Regions from separate parts of the Homo sapiens genome. Here region 2 is linked to region 1. Evidence: chromatin loops called from intact Hi-C (ENCODE). Cell type or tissue: GM12878. All regions are shown on one strand. Links, peaks and the distances in the headings refer to the core of each region. The heading gives the core; the rest is flanking DNA.

The links. Peaks named below come from ENCODE experiments on the same cell type or tissue, not always from the same donor. Only the 100,000 strongest peaks of a DNase experiment are listed, where the experiment ranks them.
Region 2: a loop joins it to region 1, with 9 times the contacts of the local background. A loop is called at or near these places in 24 of 110 quality-filtered maps.

Annotation. Positions count from the first base shown.
Region 1 is chr1:206,585,368-206,596,551 of GRCh38, forward strand. RASSF5 (Ras association domain family member 5) reads left to right here. Exons shown (of 6, transcript NM_182663.4): 6 at 1,459-4,081. The coding sequence ends at 1,611. It overlaps EIF2D (eukaryotic translation initiation factor 2D), which reads right to left. Exons shown (of 15, transcript NM_006893.3): 13 at 10,351-10,471; 14 at 8,252-8,426; 15 at 6,275-6,478. The coding sequence ends at 6,408. Among named protein-coding and RNA genes, the nearest start is that of EIF2D, 22 kb to the right of the region's middle. RefSeq lists an enhancer at 2,732-3,232. In GM12878, for the core only: a CTCF peak has its summit at 5,301 (motif pointing right); a DNase peak (open chromatin) is centred at 4,872; H3K27ac peaks cover 612 bases.
Region 2 is chr1:206,659,382-206,670,565 of GRCh38, forward strand. No RefSeq gene overlaps it. Among named protein-coding and RNA genes, the nearest start is that of MAPKAPK2, 20 kb to the right of the region's middle. In GM12878, for the core only: a CTCF peak has its summit at 4,991 (motif pointing left); a DNase peak (open chromatin) is centred at 4,838; H3K4me3 peaks cover 686 bases.

The DNA.
Region 1 (11,184 bases), core at 4,013-6,512:
CTACCTCACATAGGTGGGAGCCACGCAGCACGGGCAGGAAGGTGACTGTTGAGAGAGTGAGCAGGGGTGGGTGATGGGCCTGGGGGTCAGTGTTTCAGCCAGGACTCTGAACACCCTGGGGTAGCACATTAGGGCCTGTGTGTGGCAAGGCCTGTGGAAAGAAAGGATTTCATGTGCTTTATTTCTGAAAACTCAGGGAGGAGGGGGACCAAGAAACTCCCTGTGCTCAGGCACAGGCTGTTTTTGCTTCAAAATGGCCCGAGGGCTACCAAGCTCCATCTCTGGGCTCCACTGGGTATAGACGTTTTTGAGCCATTTGTCCTCCCTTTTCTTGACCTCCATCCCCCAAGGGGAGCTAACCAGTGTGTAGTCTTGTGGCATAAACTGGAGTAAAACCAGGCCGGTGCCACCCATGGCCTGAGAATGACCAACAGGGGAAGGTCTCAGTGTTTGTCACACTGTGTTCAGTGGAGGCCTAGAGTTTTAAGGAGTTTTGGGAGTCACTGCGGAGATTTAGGGATCAAGGCAGCTGGGACTCTGTCCCTTCTCCCCATTTCAGCAAGGGCCGCTCTGCTCCCATCTGCTTTCTTTATTGGCATCTGTGCAGAATATGTTTGGAAAAAGTACTCCATGGACAGTAGCTGAATGCTGCTGGCCCTGTGGAAAGCTCAGGCACTTTGAAGTGTGGAGACCTGGGCTCTAGTTCCAGTTCTGCTGCAATGAGCTCTGTGATTGTGATTACGCCACCTTCCCTGTGTGGACTTGAGGTTTCTCACTTATCCATAGCGAGGACCAAACCAGATAAACCTTAGTACTCTATTGTGCTCAAAGAGCTTAGGAGTCTCAATTGTTGGCCGCACAGGGCTTGTGCTCTTGGGTCAGCCTGATGGAAGTCCAAATTGCCTTCTGCCATCAGAGGCCAAGTCCTTTAGGGGTAGGCCTGGGCCAGTCAGGCTCTCATTATCTGCTCTGCCAGTCATGGGAGGTAGATACCCCAATTTCCCAGCAGATAACAGGCTGAGAAGGGTGGAAAGCTGTGCTCGAGGTCACACTGCTGGGAGAGGTGGAGTCAGGCCCAACCCCGGTCTCCTGAGTCCACGTTCCACTCCTCCACCTGCTTTCTGAGGGTCTGCATGTTGGGAGGCTGGGTGGTTCCAGCATCACTGTCAAGATCTCGGCTGCTACACAGAAACTTAAGATTATTGAGTTTCAAAATAAAAACATGGTTCATAGACTGGCAACTCTTGGTCATGAGATGCCAGCATTTGGAATTTTGTTGCTGCTATGACAGGCATGCAAAGCCCAGGCTTCGCTGATTCAGTCTGTTCAGTAGCAAACTGTGTGTGAATCACGGATGTGAACTGGGAAGGGGAAGGCAGCAGGGTCTCTCAGGTCGTGTCAACTTCTAACCTGTCTCCTATTCTGTTTCTTCCCACAAATCTCCCTCTCGCCTCACAGTGGGATGCCTTCTCCATCCCTGAACTTCAGAACTTCCTAACAATCCTGGAAAAAGAGGAGCAGGACAAAATCCAACAAGTGCAAAAGAAGTATGACAAGTTTAGGCAGAAACTGGAGGAGGCCTTAAGAGAATCCCAGGGCAAACCTGGGTAACCGGTCCTGCTTCCTCTCCTCCTGGTGCATTCAGATTTATTTGTATTATTAATTATTATTTTGCAACAGACACTTTTTCTCAGGACATCTCTGGCAGGTGCATTTGTGCCTGCCCAGCAGTTCCAGCTGTGGCAAAAGTCTCTTCCATGGACAAGTGTTTGCACGAGGGTTCAGCTGTGCCCGCCCCCAGGCTGTGCCCCACCACAGATTCTGCCAAGGATCAGAACTCATGTGAAACAAACAGCTGACGTCCTCTCTCGATCTGCAAGCCTTTCACCAACCAAATAGTTGCCTCTCTCGTCACCAAACTGGAACCTCACACCAGCCGGCAAAGGAAGGAAGAAAGGTTTTAGAGCTGTGTGTTCTTTCTCTGGCATTGATTCCTCTTTGAGTTCTCTTACTTGCCACGTACAGGACCATTATTTATGAGTGAAAAGTTGTAGCACATTCCTTTTGCAGGTCTGAGCTAAGCCCCTGAAAGCAGGGTAATGCTCATAAAAGGACTGTTCCCGCGGCCCCAAGGTGCCTGTTGTTCACACTTAAGGGAAGTTTATAAAGCTACTGGCCCCAGATGCTCAGGGTAAGGAGCACCAAAGCTGAGGCTGGCTCAGAGATCTCCAGAGAAGCTGCAGCCTGCCCTGGCCCTGGCTCTGGCCCTGGCCCACATTGCACATGGAAACCCAAAGGCATATATCTGCGTATGTGTGGTACTTAGTCACATCTTTGTCAACAAACTGTTCGTTTTTAAGTTACAAATTTGAATTTAATGTTGTCATCATCGTCATGTGTTTCCCCAAAGGGAAGCCAGTCATTGACCATTTAAAAAGTCTCCTGCTAAGTATGGAAATCAGACAGTAAGAGAAAGCCAAAAAGCAATGCAGAGAAAGGTGTCCAAGCTGTCTTCAGCCTTCCCCAGCTAAAGAGCAGAGGAGGGCCTGGGCTACTTGGGTTCCCCATCGGCCTCCAGCACTGCCTCCCTCCTCCCACTGCGACTCTGGGATCTCCAGGTGCTGCCCAAGGAGTTGCCTTGATTACAGAGAGGGGAGCCTCCAATTCGGCCAACTTGGAGTCCTTTCTGTTTTGAAGCATGGGCCAGACCCGGCACTGCGCTCGGAGAGCCGGTGGGCCTGGCCTCCCCGTCGACCTCAGTGCCTTTTTGTTTTCAGAGAGAAATAGGAGTAGGGCGAGTTTGCCTGAAGCTCTGCTGCTGGCTTCTCCTGCCAGGAAGTGAACAATGGCGGCGGTGTGGGAGACAAGGCCAGGAGAGCCCGCGTTCAGTATGGGTTGAGGGTCACAGACCTCCCTCCCATCTGGGTGCCTGAGTTTTGACTCCAATCAGTGATACCAGACCACATTGACAGGGAGGATCAAATTCCTGACTTACATTTGCACTGGCTTCTTGTTTAGGCTGAATCCTAAAATAAATTAGTCAAAAAATTCCAACAAGTAGCCAGGACTGCAGAGACACTCCAGTGCAGAGGGAGAAGGACTTGTAATTTTCAAAGCAGGGCTGGTTTTCCAACCCAGCCTCTGAGAAACCATTTCTTTGCTATCCTCTGCCTTCCCAAGTCCCTCTTGGGTCGGTTCAAGCCCAAGCTTGTTCGTGTAGCTTCAGAAGTTCCCTCTCTGACCCAGGCTGAGTCCATACTGCCCCTGATCCCAGAAGGAATGCTGACCCCTCGTCGTATGAACTGTGCATAGTCTCCAGAGCTTCAAAGGCAACACAAGCTCGCAACTCTAAGATTTTTTTAAACCACAAAAACCCTGGTTAGCCATCTCATGCTCAGCCTTATCACTTCCCTCCCTTTAGAAACTCTCTCCCTGCTGTATATTAAAGGGAGCAGGTGGAGAGTCATTTTCCTTCGTCCTGCATGTCTCTAACATTAATAGAAGGCATGGCTCCTGCTGCAACCGCTGTGAATGCTGCTGAGAACCTCCCTCTATGGGGATGGCTATTTTATTTTTGAGAAGGAAAAAAAAAGTCATGTATATATACACATAAAGGCATATAGCTATATATAAAGAGATAAGGGTGTTTATGAAATGAGAAAATTATTGGACAATTCAGACTTTACTAAAGCACAGTTAGACCCAAGGCCTATGCTGAGGTCTAAACCTCTGAAAAAAGTATAGTATCGAGTACCCGTTCCCTCCCAGAGGTGGGAGTAACTGCTGGTAGTGCCTTCTTTGGTTGTGTTGCTCAGTGTGTAAGTGTTTGTTTCCAGGATATTTTCTTTTTAAATGTCTTTCTTATATGGGTTTTAAAAAAAAGTAATAAAAGCCTGTTGCAAAAATGACTCATGTTAGAAACGTCTCCCTTGAACTTCACCATCTTACGGACACTGGGAGCGGGGGAGAGAGGGTGAGAATGGACATGATCACATGCTTCCTGGTGGAGTCAGATTTTCTTTTGCCAGTGAGCAGAGAAATGAAGGCTACTGTTCAAATAATTTGGGAAAAATTGTCCAAATGCGTAGGCGGGAGGGCGCTGCCTGGGTGACCAGCTGTTCCATGTCTCCGCAGTGCAAGAGAGTCAAGGAGACTGATTGCAGGCAGAGATGCTGATGTGTGGGAAAGAGAAGGGCCTTCTGGAGCTAAGGGTGATTTGACACCAGGACAGGCTACTGAGCTGAGCCATGATTCTTCTACTTCTGGAATTATTTAAAAATAAGGTAGAAAGGAATAGATCTTTAAAAGTTTAAGATCACTTCACCTGGAGGAAGGGGGCTAGATCAAATGACCAAAACAAACAGTCCTTTCACTTGAGTTCTCTGACTTTCATCAAAGGAACATCTCAGTAATCATGGAAATAACCACATTAAATTATTAAAAAGAAATTCTTGCTGCCTTCCAGTATTGATCACATAGAATGCAATACATGGGGCCCAAAGAATGAATGAATGTCCAACAAGCATCCTTAAAACTGCCCAAGAATGGGGCACATCTGTAACATTTTTGTTCATCTAAACCCCCAAGAAATGTATCTTTCAATGATTTTGCCAAAGTCCAAAAATGAAGCACTTTCTGCTTTTCATTGAATCTCATATGGTTACAGCATAGGGTTAATAAATTCAAAGTTGTACGTTTGACATTGATACAGATTATTTGACTTAGCACATAGGAAAAAGAACCTGTTACACAGTCTGGCTCTACTCTGCCTTTGAATATGTCCCTATGCTGTTCACAGGGGGAGAGGGAAGATGACTCAATGCAAATGTGTCACCGTTACTGGAAAAACCACTCAATGCACAGGTCTGGACAGCACTGTGTCATGGCAGAATTGTGGGTCAAACCACAATTAAGGGTAGATGTTCATTTTAGACCCAGCCCTACCACTTACTGGCTTTGTGTCTTCAGCAGAGATCAACAAGGCGGGACATGACCTTTCTTAGCCTCCACTCCCTTCAAGATCGTGCAAAACAAATCAAGTTTGTGAAAGAACTTTGCACAGTGCTATATTTTACTTGTATTCACATAAGGAACCATAGTTCATTACTACTATACAGATCATAATCCCTCAGATCAGACTCTGGCAGGCCAAAGGCTTTAACAGGATCCTGTTTAGGCTCAATTTCTGGAAATCCCTTTCCTAGTTTCATATGCTCATGCCGGTAGAGATAGGATTAGTGAAATTAAGGAGTTTACTCATGAGTAAAAAGGTCTATTCTGGGCCTGATAACAGACGGTAGGAGGCGCCACACACACATTTTCAAACCCATTCCTTTTTTCCTTTTCAAGCCTCAAACGGGCAATTTGTGGATATTGTGGATATTTTTAAGCCTTTCTTATCTCAGTTTGAGAAAAACTGAGAAGAGAAAGAAACAAGTAAACTGAAGTGCAACTGTCTCTTAATGGTAAAACCCAAAAACTCAGGGAATTTAGCCCAGTTCTCCCTCCTATTATACAAGGAGAGATCCAGTCAGTGAAATGATTCCATAAACTGAGCAGGGACCAGCGCAGTGGTTCTGCACTTTTCTGGCATCAAGTGATCCCTTTGGGAATTTGATGAAAGCATGGTCCATCTCTCAGGAAAATGATCGTACAAAATCTGTGCACCATTTCAGGGAGTTCATGGATCCTCTAAAGACCTATTAAAGACCCCTTCCATGACCTCCACGTTAAGAAGTTGGGGCTGAAGAGGGCATGTGTTGGATGAGACTCTTCACTGTAACAAAGCTGTCATCTTGGAGTTACATCACAAATTTACCAGTTAGTGGCAGTGTCCTAAAGTTGGGGAAGAATCACTGTCCTATAGAAACCCACGTCCTAATATGCCTGTATACTGTTTCTGATTTCTATCTAGCCTAAATTCTACTGCAATTTAGGGTCAATTCTTTCTTCTGTTGCTTTGATTGATGACAGAGAACAGCTGGGATCTGTTTTCTACGTGACTAACCCTTTAGAGATGTGAAGGAACTATTTTGGGGCTAGGAAGTTAATTAGGCAGTAGGATATTTGGTAGAAGGTCTTTAAAAAGAGGAAGGCCCCACCTGTCCGAACTCTGAATGGGCTGGCCTGCCTGGAAAGCAGGGAAGGAATGAAATCATTGAAACCACATGGACAGAATGGCAGCCACCGTGACCTCTTCTGTCCATTTAGAATACTCCCGACTTCAAAAATTAGTACATTTTAGCTAAGTGGAGGAAACAAGAGGGAAGTCAGATTTAGATTAGAATAAAAATTTATTTTTGTAAAGAATTATATTTTGTATTTGCAAAAGCTGAAAATGCTCATAAAAATTACCAGCCCAGAGCTTGGATTTCCACCGGATCCACCACGTGAGACAAAAGAGTCTGTCACTTCTTCTTGCCAGGTTTGAGGGCCTTTTCTAGACCTTGGATGTGTTTTCGAGGGAGCTGATACTCTTCTACAATCCAAAAAGCACACACTCCTCAGCGGAGCATGACCTTGCTCCCCGGCTGGCCCTCCACCAGTCCCCGTTGCCTCACAATGTCATTCCACCCAGCTCAAACTCAACTTCGGGACTGACCACTTACGCCTACACCTCACAGCTGATGTGTATATTTCTGAAATTTTCACACTGAGAGCTACTTTCTGGGTGTATTTCAGGCATTTATAATTTTTTCACGAGAGAGAATGTGTCTGTTCAGTCTGTGCTCCTCGCTCTTGCTCATAACATTTCTTCTCAGTACCTTGTATGGGGTTCTTCACATAAAGAGGCTCAACTCTAGAAGTTAACTGTCAGGTACTGCCATAGGCCATGGAATACATTTGCCTAAATGAGCACTTACTATCCGCCAGGCCCTGAGGATGAAAAAGGCAAGGTTTCTGGCTCATGCAGCTCAGTCTGGCAGGAGGTTCAGACATTAGAAAAAATTAGCCAAGCTGCAGACATTAACCGGAAATATAAACACAATTGGAAAGTGCTACATTAGCAATGTTTAAAATGCTAATTTAGGCTCAGGCCTCCCAGGACCCCTGGGCTGGGCCAGTGAGCCTCTGAGGTCAGGTGGGCTTGGGCGTGGGAGGGCATCTTAGGCAAGGGGATAGCCCAGGCGGAAGCACATGTGGGTGAACATGCAAGGAGAATCTGGAGAACTGCAAGGAGACCAGGACAGCTGGTGCCTGCAACATGGGTGTAGGAGCTGCCAGAGAGAGCCTGGCAGGGAAGGCTGGGGTCAGGCTGGGAGGGTCTTGTTTATTGAGCTTAGGAGTTAATTCTGAAGGCATTGAAGAGGCATACAAAGTTTTTTAGAAGGGAGTGATGTGATCATATTTGTTTAAGAAAGCTGACTCAGGCAGAGATGTGAAGGCTGGTTTGAAGTGAGGAAAAACGGGAGGCTGGGTTACCCAGAGTTAGTAGAAAGAACTTAGGCTTTAGGCCAGGCATGGTGGCTCAAGCCTGTAATCCTAGCACTTTGGGAGGCCGAGGCAGGCGGATCATCTGAGGTCAGGAGTTCAAGACTGGCTTGGTCAACATAGTGAAACCCCATATCTACTAAAAATACAAAAATTAGCTGGCCGTGGTGGCATGCGCCTATAATCCCAGCTACTCGGGAGGCTGAGGCAGGGGAATGACTGGAACCTGGAAGGTGGAGGCTGCAGTGAGTGCAGTGAGCCAAGATTGCGCCACTGCACTCCAGCCTGGGTGACAGAGCGAGATTCTGTTTCAAAAAAAAAAAAACTTAGACTCTGGAGTCTAAAAAAGTTTCGTGCCCAGCTATATCACTCAAGAGTCAGAGGATCTCAGGGCAAGGTACGGAACCTCTCTGGGCCTCAGTTTCCTCATCTGCAAAACAGATAACAGCTCTGCAGCATCATTATGATTAAGAGAGATGCCTGCAAAAACCCCAACAATGGGCCTAGCACAAAAGTTTGGGTGCTCGCCATATGTTTTATAGAAAGGGACCAACCAGGAAGAAAACTACTCTAATAGTGGAAGAGAAAACACTGAATTTGGAAGGAGCCAAAGGATCTGATTCAAACACTGGTTCCCTCTTCTCTAAATAGCTACTAAAAACTAAATGGAGAGAGAGAGAGAGAGAGAGCGAGAGAGAGAGAGAGAGAGAGTGTGTGTGTGTGTGTGTGTGTGTGTGTGTGTGTATTATGCAAGTTGAGTTGGCAGGAAGGTCTTTGCTGAGCTAGACCAATGCCTCCACTCTTCAGAGGGGATGCTCACCAAGCAATAGCCAGCCGAGGTGGTGGACCTGGTTTCCCTGGATCTGCACCTGAAGGCTGTCCTTGGCCCCAGGGGCAGGATTGACGGTGGTGCTAGCCTGGCATCGCTGCTGAAGGATGGCAGCCACTGAGTATGGGTCCAGACCATAGGCCTCCAAGTTCCGGACCACGGTCACCTGGGGGGACAGTGGGGACAGAGACTGACGGTGGTGACTGCATTCCCTTCCCTCCAGAGGGCCTTCCAGAGCCTCAGCAGCCTTCTGAGCCCCTGTGTTCTCTGATGGTTCACCATTCCTATAACCCTAGTACTTTTTAAATCCAAATCACTTATTTTTGTGCTTCTAAATTGATTCTGTCTACCCCATCCAATATATGTATTACATATTTAGAGGGACAGATACTCTCTGTATCACACAGAATGTCTACTTCTTTTTTAAGTTTTATTTGGAGAATTCAAAACATAAATGAAAGCAGAATAGTATATAAACCCACATGTACCTATCACCAGTTTCAACAATTACCAACTCATGGCCAACCTTGATTCATCTATACCCCTGTCTACTCCCCACTCCTCTATTACTTTAAAGCAAACCTCCCCAGACATCAGATCATTTCATCTATAAATATTTCAGTATGTATCTCCAAAAGACAAGGCTCATTTAAACATAAAAACAAAACCATCATCACACCTAAAAATAAAGTAACAAACAATAGCTCCTTAATATCAACAATCTAGTCAGCAACACATGCATTCTTCTGGTATTCAGCTTCACAAATGACAAGTATGTGACTTTGAGATAAAAAAGAAAAATGTTAGTGCTTTTAAAATATCACAATTCTCCCCCTTGTTGCTTTAAAACAAATTCTTTCTCATTCATGACTACAGATAGTAAAGTGTATTACTATCAGGGGTGTGTGGGGGATGACTGCTATCAATAAAGACTATAAAAGCTCCAACTAGCCTTACGCTTATCAATGAGCTCCAGACCCAGAAAATCTTAGAATCAATAAGACTTTAGAGGACGTATCTCTTCCAATTGCCCACCTGATGCATGAACCCCCAACTACATCCTCCCCTGACAAGTGCTCACCTAATTTTTGCTTGCAGACTCTCCAGAAAAAAATTCACTATTTTATGAAGCACCAATTTCAATTTTGGACAATTCTATTTGTCATTATTAACAGAAAATTAGTGTTTACATAAACTATATATATGAAAATTATTTAGTTCAGTGTCTGGCACATAATTAAACACTCAATAAATAGTGACTGTTACTAATTATTGTAAAGATTATCATTACTGGTTCTCAATTATTGAGAACCAAGTATTTATATGCCAAGTACATTCTAAGTGCTTCAGCCATGTATACGCCTTCATTTGATCCTCACAATGCCTTACCAGGTAGGTATTATCCCCATTTTTCACAGAGTAAAACTCAGACAAAAAGAAATGAAGTAACATGCTCAAGGTCAGGCAGTGAGGCAACGGCTGCATTTGAACCCAGTACTATCCAAAGCCCACGCTCGTAACTGTACACTACTACAAAGTTCTTGAGTCTTTACAAAGACAGACTCAAGTCTGCCTTCTTGGCATTTCCACCCAATAATCCTATTTCTGTCCTTTCAAGGCATATAGAATAAGTGCCCTACTTTGCCAGGGGACAGCTTTGCACATATTTGAGGAGAGATGTCATTGGTTCCCCACAATTTTGTGTTGCCAAGCTAAACACACTCAGTTCCTTCAGCAAGTTTTTTACAAGTTATTTTCATTGAGCAAGGCCTAAGAGGTGAAAGAATATGTGGGAGCTGAATGTCCATAACATAGTTCTAAGAAAAAAATGAAAATACAATCTTGTTTACTTTTGGAACCAGGCTCTAGCAAGTTTCCTAGAACAAAATCCTAGAGGGCAGTGAGTGAGCGGGGTCAGCTTTACCTGTTTCATACAGAGCCCAGCCCAGGCACATAAACACGGGTGTTTCATAAAAAAATCTTTGATGAGTTTGAGGCCAATCTAAAAACCTCCAATCACATTAGGGAGACCAGAACTTGGCAAGAACATTAAATCACTATCCTTGAACATTGTGTCTTTCTAAAATTACCTTTTTATTAGACGCTCTTTGTGCTAGGGTGATGTCAATTGGACAGATTCTCCCTTTCTTCACAATGGGCTCTTGTCCGGGAAGGGTCACTTGATAGGCAGGCTGTAATTTTTCCAAACACCTGAAACAGAAGTTATGAGTTGCAAACTGATAAAGCCAACAGAAACCATTTCCTCATACCCCACTACCAGCAGGCAGTTAGGTGTAGGCTGAAATTGCAGGTCCACAACCTTGGCTGCACATTAGAATCATTCAAATCCCTAGGGAGCTACAGCCCAGATCAATGAAATCTGTATCTCTGACTAGGGCTATGTATTTTTTAAAGCTCCCTAAAATGCGGCCAAGGTAGACACCCACTGATTCAAAGATGGGAACATCAGTGACTTAGGCCCCTGGAAACGGTCCACTGACCTGGCCTTTTGAGAATCTGCCCAGTCTGCCCTGTGGAGGCTACTACCTGTCTCAAGAATGTGCCTTAAGTGGCCCATTGCCTGCGAGTGCTGCTTCACATTTCTGACATGTTTTATAGAGAACTTTTACCACGAGGAGTTTCTACCTTTTATCTAACCAAGTTTTCTCTTGCTATCACATATATCAGGATCAACAACTTTTTCTATAAAGGGCTAGACAGTAAATATTTTTGGTTTTGCCAGTCACCTGGTCTCTTACAACTACTCAGTTCTGCCATTATAGCATAAAACCAGCGCACAGACAACACATAAATGGATATGGTTGTGTTCCAACAAAACTTTATTTACAAAAACAGGTGGCAGGCCAGATTTGACCCATGGGCTGTAGTTTGCTGACTCCTGACAATAAACTATTTTCAGTTAT
Region 2 (11,184 bases), core at 4,005-6,504, 74 kb after region 1:
ATGTCTGCCTGGACTCCAGCCCGTCACATGAGCCGAGGCGGGTTAAAAAGAGAGGTCGGGTGATCTCCCAGCTCAGGTATCTGTCCTGGCATGAGGAGCTGTGGGGTGAGGGTGCCAGCTCTTCTTTACAGGGCCTGGTGGACAGGGAGGCCCAGTGGGCAGGGGCAATTCGGGCCAGGGAGGGAGTGGGCCAGGAAGGGAGCCGGACAGGCGGACTTTGCCCCAGTGCCAGTCCGCCTCCAGCTATCAGCCTCCAGCTGTGGGCACTGGGAAAGGGTGATAACGTTCGTAAGGACACTGTGACTGCCTAACGTTGGTAAGGGCAGATGACTGGAAGGGAGAAAAAGCTTGGCAGAAGTTCCAGGACTAAATCTTAATTTGGCCAAAGCCGTTGTTTCCGTCACACCCCACCCGGTGCGTGCGCGCGCACACACACACACACACACACACACACACACACACACACACCATTGCATATCTTTTTCTTTCCCATAGCTTTGACCCCCTTCATGCATTCCTGCCCCCTCCTCCACCCCTTCCAGCTCAGAATGCTAGCATCTGCCTATCTCCAGCAACACAGACACTTCTCCCTCCTCCCACGCCTCTCTCCTGGGACTCAGGCCTGTGGCTGCTTCTCCTTTCTAGGCCTCAGTTTCCCCTTAGGCAGCATGTCTCAGATCCCACTCCCAGGGCCCTCTAGGCAATTTAGGCCAGGAGACAGTGGGAGGCTCCTGGGAGAAGTTTCACTTCTTTTTACTGAAGTTCCAGAACTAGGTTAAAGGATTCAGCAAGCTGAAGACCTCCCTGTTCAGATCTGAGTTCCCTGAGATGTTGGGGGACCTTGAGTCAAGAGGCTCATTTGCTCAGATCCTGTTGCTGAGGAAAGTACCACATATATTGTGGTTGGACCAGTGCAACCCCCAGAACACCTGTTCATTGCAGTGGGTTGGCTGGATAGGGGCGTCTAGGGATCCTGAAGGGACAGAAAACTTGCTCTGTGGGATGATACAGTGCTGTGGAATGGGGAGTGGAGGGAACAGGAGTTGTCGTAGGCCCCAAGATGCCTGAACTCCAGGAGCCCGAGCTAGAGCGATGGCCATGGCATGGGCAGGCAGGACACATTCAATAGCTCTCAACTAGATAATAGTTTTTTTTTGTTTTTTTTTTTTTTGAGATGGAGTTGTGCTCTTGTCGCCCAGGCTGGAGTACAATGGTATGATCTTGGCTCACTGTGACCTCTGCCTCCCGGGTTCAAAGATTCTCCTGCCTCAGCCTCCCAAATAGCTGGGATTCAAGCATGCACCACCACGCCTGGCTTATTTTTTGTATTTTTAGTAGAGACGGGGTTTCACCATGTGGGCCAGGCTGGTCTCGAACTCCTGACCTCAAGTGATCTGCCTGCCTTTGCCTCCCAAAGTGCTGGGATTACAGGCATAAGCCACCATACCCGGCCAATAGAATTTTTTCAAGAGAGAAATTGTCCCTCCTCTGTAAAAAACCAACTACAAGTTTACATATCTAATTGGTCTAGAAAAACAGTGGACATATAGGGAGGGAAACCAGTATAATTTGTAATTTCAAGGACTATTCTGGAACTCCAGACTCCATGGAGATTAATCCTAACACTGGGGACAAATGCCCATTTTCTCTGGTTGGGAAATTTAAGAAATCAAGGTGGAACTGGGCTATATGCAGAAGCATCTGACTTCCTGGAATATAATCAACAAATGTGATTCTGAGCCAGGTTGGGATCAATGCACCAATGTCAAGCAGGCATCTGGGGAGCCCTGACAACATGGAGCTAGATGTGGGGGTCAGAGACATTCCTGAGGGTACTGTATCTAATCCCCCTCAAGGTAGGATAACTGGGTAGTCGAAAGAAGACACCATTTATAAAATGTGGGCAGGGTTTCGGGAAACTACTAAGGGACAGTGAAGTACACCCAGGATAGCCACATGGGGCAGAAGGAAGGGAGTGGTTGCTGGAATCTTAGCGAGCAATAGCGGTGGATGAGGTTGTAGGAGAGAGCTGCCTGCCTGACAGAAGCTGTGGCTTTTGGTAGAGGATGGCAGGCACTGCAACCTCTGGAGAGTGGGGAGAAATCACGGGAATAAATGTGCTGGCCTCATCCTAGTGCCAGCTTATCTTACTCCTGTGCCTCCCATTGGCCTAACTTAATCGGAAGCCACGTCTGGTTGGCATAGTCAAAAAATGCCATCCTTGGCCAGGTGCGGTGGCTCACACCTGCGGTCCCAGCACTTTGGGAGGCCAAGGTGGGAGGATCACTTGAGCCCATGAGTTCAAGACCAGCCTGGGCAACATAGTGAGATCCCCATCACTAAAAAAAAAAAAAAAAAAAAAAAAATGCCATCCTCGTGGCACACAGAGCACAGTGTAGAAGGGTGGAGAGTGGATCCAGAGGGGCGAAGAGTATATATAGCAAATCTCTATGCTCCTAAGCAGGCAATTTCATCAGCATCAAGAAACTTTAATTTTTTTTTTCTTTACGGCCAGGCGCAGTGGCTCATGCCTGTAATCCCAGCACTTTGGGAGGCTGAGGCGGGTGGATCACAAGGTCAAGAGATCGAGACCATCCTGGCCAACATGGTGAAACCCCGTCTCTACTAAAAATACAAAAATTAGCTGGGCATGGTGGTGTGCACCTGTAGTCCCAGCTACTTTAGACTACAGGCACGCACCACCATGCCCAGCTAATTTTTTTGTTTGTTTTGGTAGATATGGGGTCTTGCTATGTTGCTCATGCTGATTTTGAACTTCTAGCCTCAAGCAATCCTCCCAACTTGGCCTCCCAAAGTGCAGGGATTAGTGAGCCACTGCACCCACCCGGCAGTAAACATTTTTTTGAGCACAAACCATGCACAGCCATTTTGCCGTGTACCAAGGATAAAACGCAGAAATGGATTTTCAGCAACCTGGTAGTCCAGCTGGGAGACAGAAGCAGAAGTGTTCAGGGAAGGCTTCATGGAAGAAGTGGGAATGTGAGACGGGGTGGAGGAGGGGATTGGAGGACAGGTGAGCAGAGCGCTGGGAGTACTTTCCTTCACTGTAGCAGAATGTCATTCAGCAACATGATCCACCCCAAGGTCAAGTTTCAGATCTTCCATCCCTGAGATTTTACATAATAGGCATGGTTAAAGATCCCCATGTGACTGTAGCCATGTGACTCCACATATTATGTCCACCTCACCTGGGAAGGATCAGTTTACCTAAATGTCATTCCTGCTGGGTTCTCTGAATGACAGCTGTCTTCCAACTCCAAGAGTGATGTCCTAATTAATCAAGCAATCCATCAATAAAAATTCACCGGCCTCATAAGTAAAAGGCACTGGGAACTTGGGCTACACCTCTTCAGAGCACCTCTTCTTCTCAATGAACTCACATTCTAACAGAACAGAGATATGTAGAAATGATTAAAGTGTGTTTGGTAGGAGGTGTAATGGAGGTACGAGTAAAGTTCTGGGAAAATGCAGTGGAGAGAGTGACTCATTCCTAGAGGTGTTAAAAAAAGGCTTCAGAGAGGTAATATTTGCACTGCAACTCCATTAATGAGTAGGACTTGCTAGGCAGAGGAGGGAATTCCTGGCAGAGGACTTGAAATGTGTGGAAACAGCAAGAAGGTGAGAAAGGATGGTGAAAAATTAAGGGTGGCCAGAGCCTAGGATGGCAGTAATTGAGTCTAGTGGAAAAGCTGTGGGATGGTTTAAAGGGATATTATAGCTCCAGTTAAGGAGTTCACCAGTTAAGCAGACAAATAAGGAACCAAAGATGTTCTAATGCAAGGGAGGGACACAATGAGCTTCTTTTTGGAAAGGCAATTTTCTAGGAGGAGATGGCACTGTTCAAATGCAAGCAATAGGACCTGAGACAGGGATCTGTTCCTCTGCTCCTCTCGGGGCCCCACCCCACATCCCACCTCCTCACCTCCCCATCCCCATCTTTCTCCAGAGAACAGTTGTTATTTGAAATCTGTTACCATCCTGATTTTGCAACTAAAGAACGGGGCCAAATAAATGAGCTTATTTCCTCTTCTAGGACAATGTGGGTTGAACACCCAGGAGGACATTTCCCCTTCCTCCAGTTTTTACCCCATTCCCAAATTTGACGACCGAGAGAATGAGATGAAACCTTAAGTGGAACAGCCAGTCTGTGGGACTCAGGAACTGCCAATCCTAGAGGAACCAGCCAACCCCAGAGCTTGTCAGTTTCCCCAGGGCTCGTTCCACATTTTGTGACAATTCCCCCAGGTCTAAGCTGAAAAACACCAAAAAATAGGCCAGCTCTTTTCCATTTAATTAGCCATTCCTCCAAGGATGCCAGGTGGAATGAAGTACGAGCAGATGCATGGGGACAAGAGAAGGCGGGAGTAGATGCTAAATGGGGTTCTGTGAGCCCAGGCTCACCTCTACCAAGGCTGCTTCTTAGAATAAGGAGCTCAAGAGGCAGACGAAGGGGCTGCAGCCTTTGGGCTTGCAAGCCAAGGGTTTCAGGCACTGGGCACGGAGGGGAGCCGGCATGGCCAGTGAGGAGGCCAGAAGGGTGGGAGCAGGTGCCGTGGGAGCAGGTGCTGGGGCAGCTGTGCAGGGTCTCTAGGGCAGGAGGAACCGCTGCTTCCTCCGCAAGGGCGAATGCAGGGTCGCCTGGGGCTCACCCGCCCTAGTCCGGCTCCTGTTTCAGGGCTGTGGGCAGCCAACAGACCACACCGGCAGCCTTGTGATAGCAGCCAACTGAGGTGCTGGAGTCTATTTTTGGAGCTCTTAAGAGTAGGGGGAACTGCCAGCTGCCTGGGACCAGATGATCTCTGCAATGCCTTCCTTATCTAAAACAGGGTGACGCGTGCTAAGCAAATGCAGGCAGCACTCGGGCAAGGGAGAGAGAAAAAGACCCCTTAGAGCCCTGAGGGTCTCTCACCCTTAGCAAATACCTCCTTAGCGCCGCAGAAAGACCACCGATGTGGAGCAACTACCCCCCCTGGTGGTGAATATCGGGATAAGATTACACAGGGGCAGCTTACTTGGCCCTCACTTGGTCTTGCAATTTCTCCCCCAAGTCTCTGAAAGGTGACTGGGAGCCTGCGGTGTGAGTCCAGGGTGATTCCTTTTCTTTCTAGCTTCCTTCTTTTTCTCCTGTTTGCAGTTATGGTCCCTAGCCAGAGGCTTTCAACTTTATGGATCAACATGGCACAGTGGAGGAAGCATTGGCGCTGTGCCCTGAATCTGAGTTTGAATTTCTTTATTTAAGCCTAGCTGTTTCCATATCTGTAATTTGGAGATGATGCTAGAGGCACTGTCTGCCTCCCAAGGAGGCTGTGAGATCCAATGTGAACCACTAATCACAGACAAGGAAAGAGGGATGCTTCCTGGTCCCACGACCCAGTTAGTTCCATTGCTGGCTAGGGTGATCTTCCCTGTCAGAAGCCAGCATCACTGTCACCCATGCCTGGTCCTGAGATACCCCACAAGGCTCAGCTCCTCGTGGCTGCTAGGATTCTTTCATTCTGGTCAGGAAGTCACCTTTCCAGCTGCCTAGGCTGATGGCCAGAGGAGGACGGGATGACATGGTGATTACGGCACTCAGGCTGGAAAGACATAGGGAGGAGTCGTGAGCCTATTTGTTGTTGTTGCCACTTAACAGTCTTATTATTGACATTTATTTTTAGGTATCTTACCGGACATTTCTTTTATGCACTGTGACTCTTTGTCTATCAGATGCTGGATTTTGTTGGTGAGACACAAGACAGAGAACAAATTCTTGTTCTCCCTAAGGGAGATACTTCGCCCATGCTTGTGACTCTCTTTCCACAGGTCAGTTAGTGGAGCTTTTGCTATAGCTTCTTTTCTTTTCTTTTTGTACTGCTGGCTTAAAAACAAAAATGAGGTGAGTTGTCTGAATGGTCTGAAAGGTCAATTCTTTGGGAGCAATGTTGCACTGTGTGTTTAAAAGTTATTTTCAAGAGTTTTGCTAGGTGTACCTCAATTTTTTTATTGTGGCAAAATACAACACGAAAGTTACTATTTTAATGATTTTTACATGTACAATTCATTGGCATTAAGTACATTAACGATGTTGTGCAACTATCACCATCATCTGTCTCTAGAACTTTTTCATCATCTCCAACAGAAGCTGTACTGGGCTGCCACTATTAAAGAACCATAAAGAAACTATTAGCTTCTTTATGACTTAAGCCACTGCTAATTATCTTTTCAACTGCACGCATTCTCTCCTTCTGGTCTCCCTAGACTGGGCACAAGAGTAGTGGCTACTGTGTTCTGGCTCCTTCTCCAGGAGAATTAATCAGATAATACAGCAGAGAAGGGGGCTGGGGCTTCCTCGGTTTCCTATAGTTGCTGAATTCTTTGGCAAGAGGGGTGCCTCCAGGGGTCCTGAATGTCTCTCCCCAAATCAGAACCAGAGCCGACCCATAGCTTAGCTCTGGGCCTGACGTATAATGGGCACTTAATAAAGATTTGTTTGATAAATGAATCTGGACAGATAGATTTGCCATCCCTGGAAAAAGAAACTTTATGGCTGCTCATAGTCACAATGAATTGACAAGGACATGCACTTTGGGGTCAGAAAGATCTGGGTTCACATGCTGGCCCTATTCCTTACTAAGTAGGTGGCTCATTTGTTGTTGTTGAGCCACAAAATAGGAATAACAATTCTTACCTTATGGTGTGCAGTTTGAATGAGGCAATGTACATGAGGTACTTTACCTTAGAGTAGTAGAAGCTCCATGATGTTAGTTCTGTCTCCCTTCCATCTACTAGAAAATCTCACAGACGCATCTCCAGAAATGACTTTCTCTTCTAAATGCCAGTTCCTTTTCCTATTGCCTCACTTATTGTCAGTTCCTAAGAGTGAGAATCCTCCCTATTTTCTGAACTCTAACCTTAGCCCTTTCAAGTTAGGATTCTAATGCTGTTAAAATGTGAAAGGGAAATGATACTTTCTTTGTATTTTGAAATTGAGCCTCCTCAATTTCTGTTTTATTGGATGGATTTGTGTTTTCTTTTCTCTTTTCTCTCTCTCTCTCTTTTTTTTTTTTTTGACATGGAGTCTCACTCTGTCACCCAGGCTGGAGTACAGTGGTGCCATCTTGGCTCACTGCAACCTCCGCCTCCTGGGTTCAAGCGATTCTCTCACCTCAGCCTCCCAAGTAGCTGGGATTACAGGTGTGCGCCATTACACCCAGCTCATTTTTTTTTTTTTTTTTTTTTGGGACAAAGTCTCACTCTGTTGCCCAGGCTGGAGTGTAGTGGTGCAATCTCAGCTCACTGCAACCTCTGCCACAGGTTCAAGCAATTCTCTACCTCAGCCTCCCCAGTAGCTAGGACTACAGGTGTGTGCCACTACACCCAGCTAACTCTTGTATATTTAGTAGATACAGGGATTCACTATGTTGGCCAGGCTGGTCTCGAACTCCTGGCCTCAAGTGATCTGCCTGCCTCAGCCTCCCAAAGTGCTGGGATTACAGGTGTGAGCAACTGTGCCCGGCTATTTTTTTGTATTTTTTAGTAGAGATGGGGTTTCGCCATGTTGACCAGGCTGATCTTGAACTCCTGACCTCAGGTCATCCACCTCGGCCTCCCAAAGTGCTGTGATTACAGGTGTGAGCCACTGCGCCTGGCAGGATTTGTGTTTTCTTATGCACATTATATGTTCCCTTTCTCTCTTCCCGTGCCCTCACCCTCACCGCCCACCCCCGCCTCCAGTGCATAATCACTGGCACAAGCTGCTTCTCTCACCCACTAAACTGAAACTATCATGTCTTTTACTATTTCCAAATCCAAGAACTTGGCCACATTCCCCTGGGACAGAGTTCACAGTGCTTGTCATAGGCACTCAGGTTTTAATAATAGCCAGGATTATCAATCATTCACAATGCCTCTTTCATCCACCCCTTCCTTCCAATTACTTGGCACATTTGTTTTCACCTCCAAATTCTAAGATAAAGGCATGGAGTACATTATTTGTGGAAATTAAGTGAGCTGGCTAAGGTCTGTGCCCTGTTGGATATATGACTCTGTCTACCATGTGGAGTAGTTGGAAAAGTTAAAACCCAGAGGAAAGGAATGCACTTCAATTTCAAACCAGTAAATATTCATTGGGTGCTATGAATATTCAAGGCTTTGGGGCAATATGAGCTTATGAAATCTGCAAATCTGATGGCAGAGATTTTAAAATAGTATTTTAGAATAGTCTCTTAACTAATATCCCAGTCACCATTTGTCCCCTCCTCAATCTAATCTACACAACACTTACAGTTTATATAAATAGTGTTCATGACTTAGGGGTCAAGACTGTGAAGAGTCCCATGTACTCTAGGGAGTTCGGCCCATTTCTCTAGGCTCTGCAGAGCTATTCAAATATTTTTAAGCCCCCTGGAATCAAATGATCAGATCTGCATTTTAAAAAATTATTGGGGTGATATTGGGAGAAGGGATTGGAAAGGGGAAGACCAGAAGCAATCAGGGGGCTGGTGCCATAATCCAGATGGAAGCTGGTGATTGCCTGAAGCAGGGCAGTGGCATGAGAATGGAGAGAAGGGAACAGTGGGGAGGTGACATTAGCTGGAATTGTAATTGATTATTGGGGGTGAGAGACAGTGAGGAGTCAAGGTTGACTACCAGCATCAGCCTTTGGCAACCAGATGGAGAGTGGTACCTTCTCTGAGTGGCAGGATGAAGGAGGGTGTATGTGTGTGTGTACAGTGTAGATAGAGTCAGTTCTGTAGATATTGAACTTAAGCTGTCTGAAAATAGTAGTGAAAGTCCACTATGGGTATGAGTTTAAGAAAAGTATTTGGGTTGAATTTGTAAATTTGGGGGTCACGGGTGTAGATTAGCTGGTAGTTGAAGCCTGGGAAATTGTATAAAATGATTACTAAAGACAGTCAAGGGAGGAGCCCTGGAAAACCTCAACACTTTAGAGGGAGGTTGGGGAGAAGAGCAATTGAAGGAAACTGAGGAGAAGTGGGCAAGGATGGAGAAGTAGAATTCAGAGTGTGAGGTCCTGATAATCAAGGGATCCTGTGCTGCAAAGAGGCCCAGGACAGAGTTTTGAAGGAAGAAGGAAGGGTTGGGGCAAAGTGTGAAATTCAGCAGAGAGATCTAAACTGAGATGGTGAGCTAAGATAAGGAGATAGGAGGAGTGAGTGGCCGAGGCAAAAGCCGAATTTCAGAAGAGTTGAGTGCTCAGGAGTTGAAGAAGTGGAGACAGGAAGTATAGTTAAATTGCTCCTGCAGTTGAGTTTGCTAGGAAAGGAACAAGAGGAAACCAGGCAGGTGTCAGGAAGAGGCAGGACAGCAGGCAAGAAATACTTAAAGATGTTACAGACAGGGGAAAGTGTCACTTGAGTGGAAATGGAGCAAATGCTGTTCCCTACTCAAAACCATCCCCCTCGCTTGTTGGGCCCCATGATGTGTCTGTAATCTCAGCACTTTGGGAGGTTCAGGCCGAAGGATCCCTTGAGCCCAGGAGTTTGAGTCCAGCGTGGACAACCCAGTTGAAGCTTCTTTCTCTAAAAAACAATACCAGAACCAAAAACCCATCCCCCTTTTCCTTCCTTGTGACAGAACCCATACCTGGTTCAGCAGGTGGGTAGCAAAGTGCCAGGGGAAGGTTGGTTCCTCCCCGACCTGGGGAACATTCTGGTTCTTTTGTGCAGCCATTGGTTTAGGAGTGGGCATGTGACCCACTTCTGGCCAATGGGACATTATGGGAAGCCAACTGAAGTTCTCTGGGAAATATTTTTCCCTTGATAAATACCATAATTTTGGAGGAAATTTTATTTATTTATTTATTTATTTATTTATTTATTTATTTATTTAAGACAGGGTCTCACTCTGTTGGCCAGGCTGGAGTGCAATGGTACGATCTCAGCTCAGTGTAGCCTTGATCTCCTGGGCTCAAGCAATCCTCCCACCTCAGCACCCCCGGAGCAGCTGGGACGAGGCACACACTACCACTCCCAGCTAATTGATTTTTATATTTTATAGAGACGAGGTCTCTGTATGTTGTCCAGGTTGGTCTTGGACTCCTGGCCTCAAGCGTTCCTCATGCCTCAGCCTCCCAAGGGGCTGAGATTATAGGAGTGAGCCGCTGAGCCCAGCCAAGACTTCAATTTTTTTTAAATTTTACTTTTATTTTTTATTTCACCCTTGCCTCTTTTCTTGCTCTGTTGAATCACGCCATGGGAAGATGTGAGACTTAGAGCTGTTGCAGCCATCTTGCAACAATGAAATAATATGCTGAGCTGGATGGTGGAGAGGTCCTGTCTGCTGAGCATGGCAAAGCAGAGGACGGTCAGACCCGGATCCTTGATGGAGCTTGAGGACTTTGTTGAGCTGCTGAACAACCCGAGATCACCTCCCTTTAGCCTTGTTAAGAAACTATTAGCATCTTTATGATTTAAGCCATTGCCAGTTGTCTTTTCAGCTGCATGCGTCCTAACTGATATAGGATGGTTCTCATATTCTGGATCCAAGGTAATTTAGGCTGGTTTTTAAATGAGATTAGGGTACCAGTAAGACCTTTTGAAATGTTGAGGTAAACCATCTTTGACTGTGGTTTCTTCCCTAAAGTAGCACTCAAGGCCATCATTCTTTAAAACAATCCTGATTGTTTAAACAGACCAATTACTTTGCTATGGGTAATGAAGATTATGGAAGTCAGGCCTTTCTGCCTTTTTTGGTTGAAGCCAAGTCAAACTAAGCCTTCCAAGCAAGAGACACCCATTTGTCCTCTCCACAGCTTCTCATAATTATTTCCATGCCTTATTGATACATTGGGAAGTAAACCCTCCTAATTATTGCAATTGGCTACATTTTTATTGTAATATGAGATAAGACTTTGGATATCATGCTTTTCTCTAGAATTTAAGACAAAGGAACTCTCTAGACTGAGAGTTCAAAAGGCTGAGCTTTTGTCTAGAATGTGAGCCTAATGGAAAAGGCGAGATATTTGCAAGGGAGTCATTGCACGCATACTCAGCAAGCACAGACTGCTCCTCTCGGGGCTACTGAGGAGGGCACAGGTGACTGGGAATGGAGTATCTGCCCTTGAGAAATTGACAACTTGGGAGAAAAAAAAGTCCTCAAAAGTGACGAATAAAAGGCCAAGTATAACAAGCATCATAAAGGATGGATTGGAAAAGCACGGGG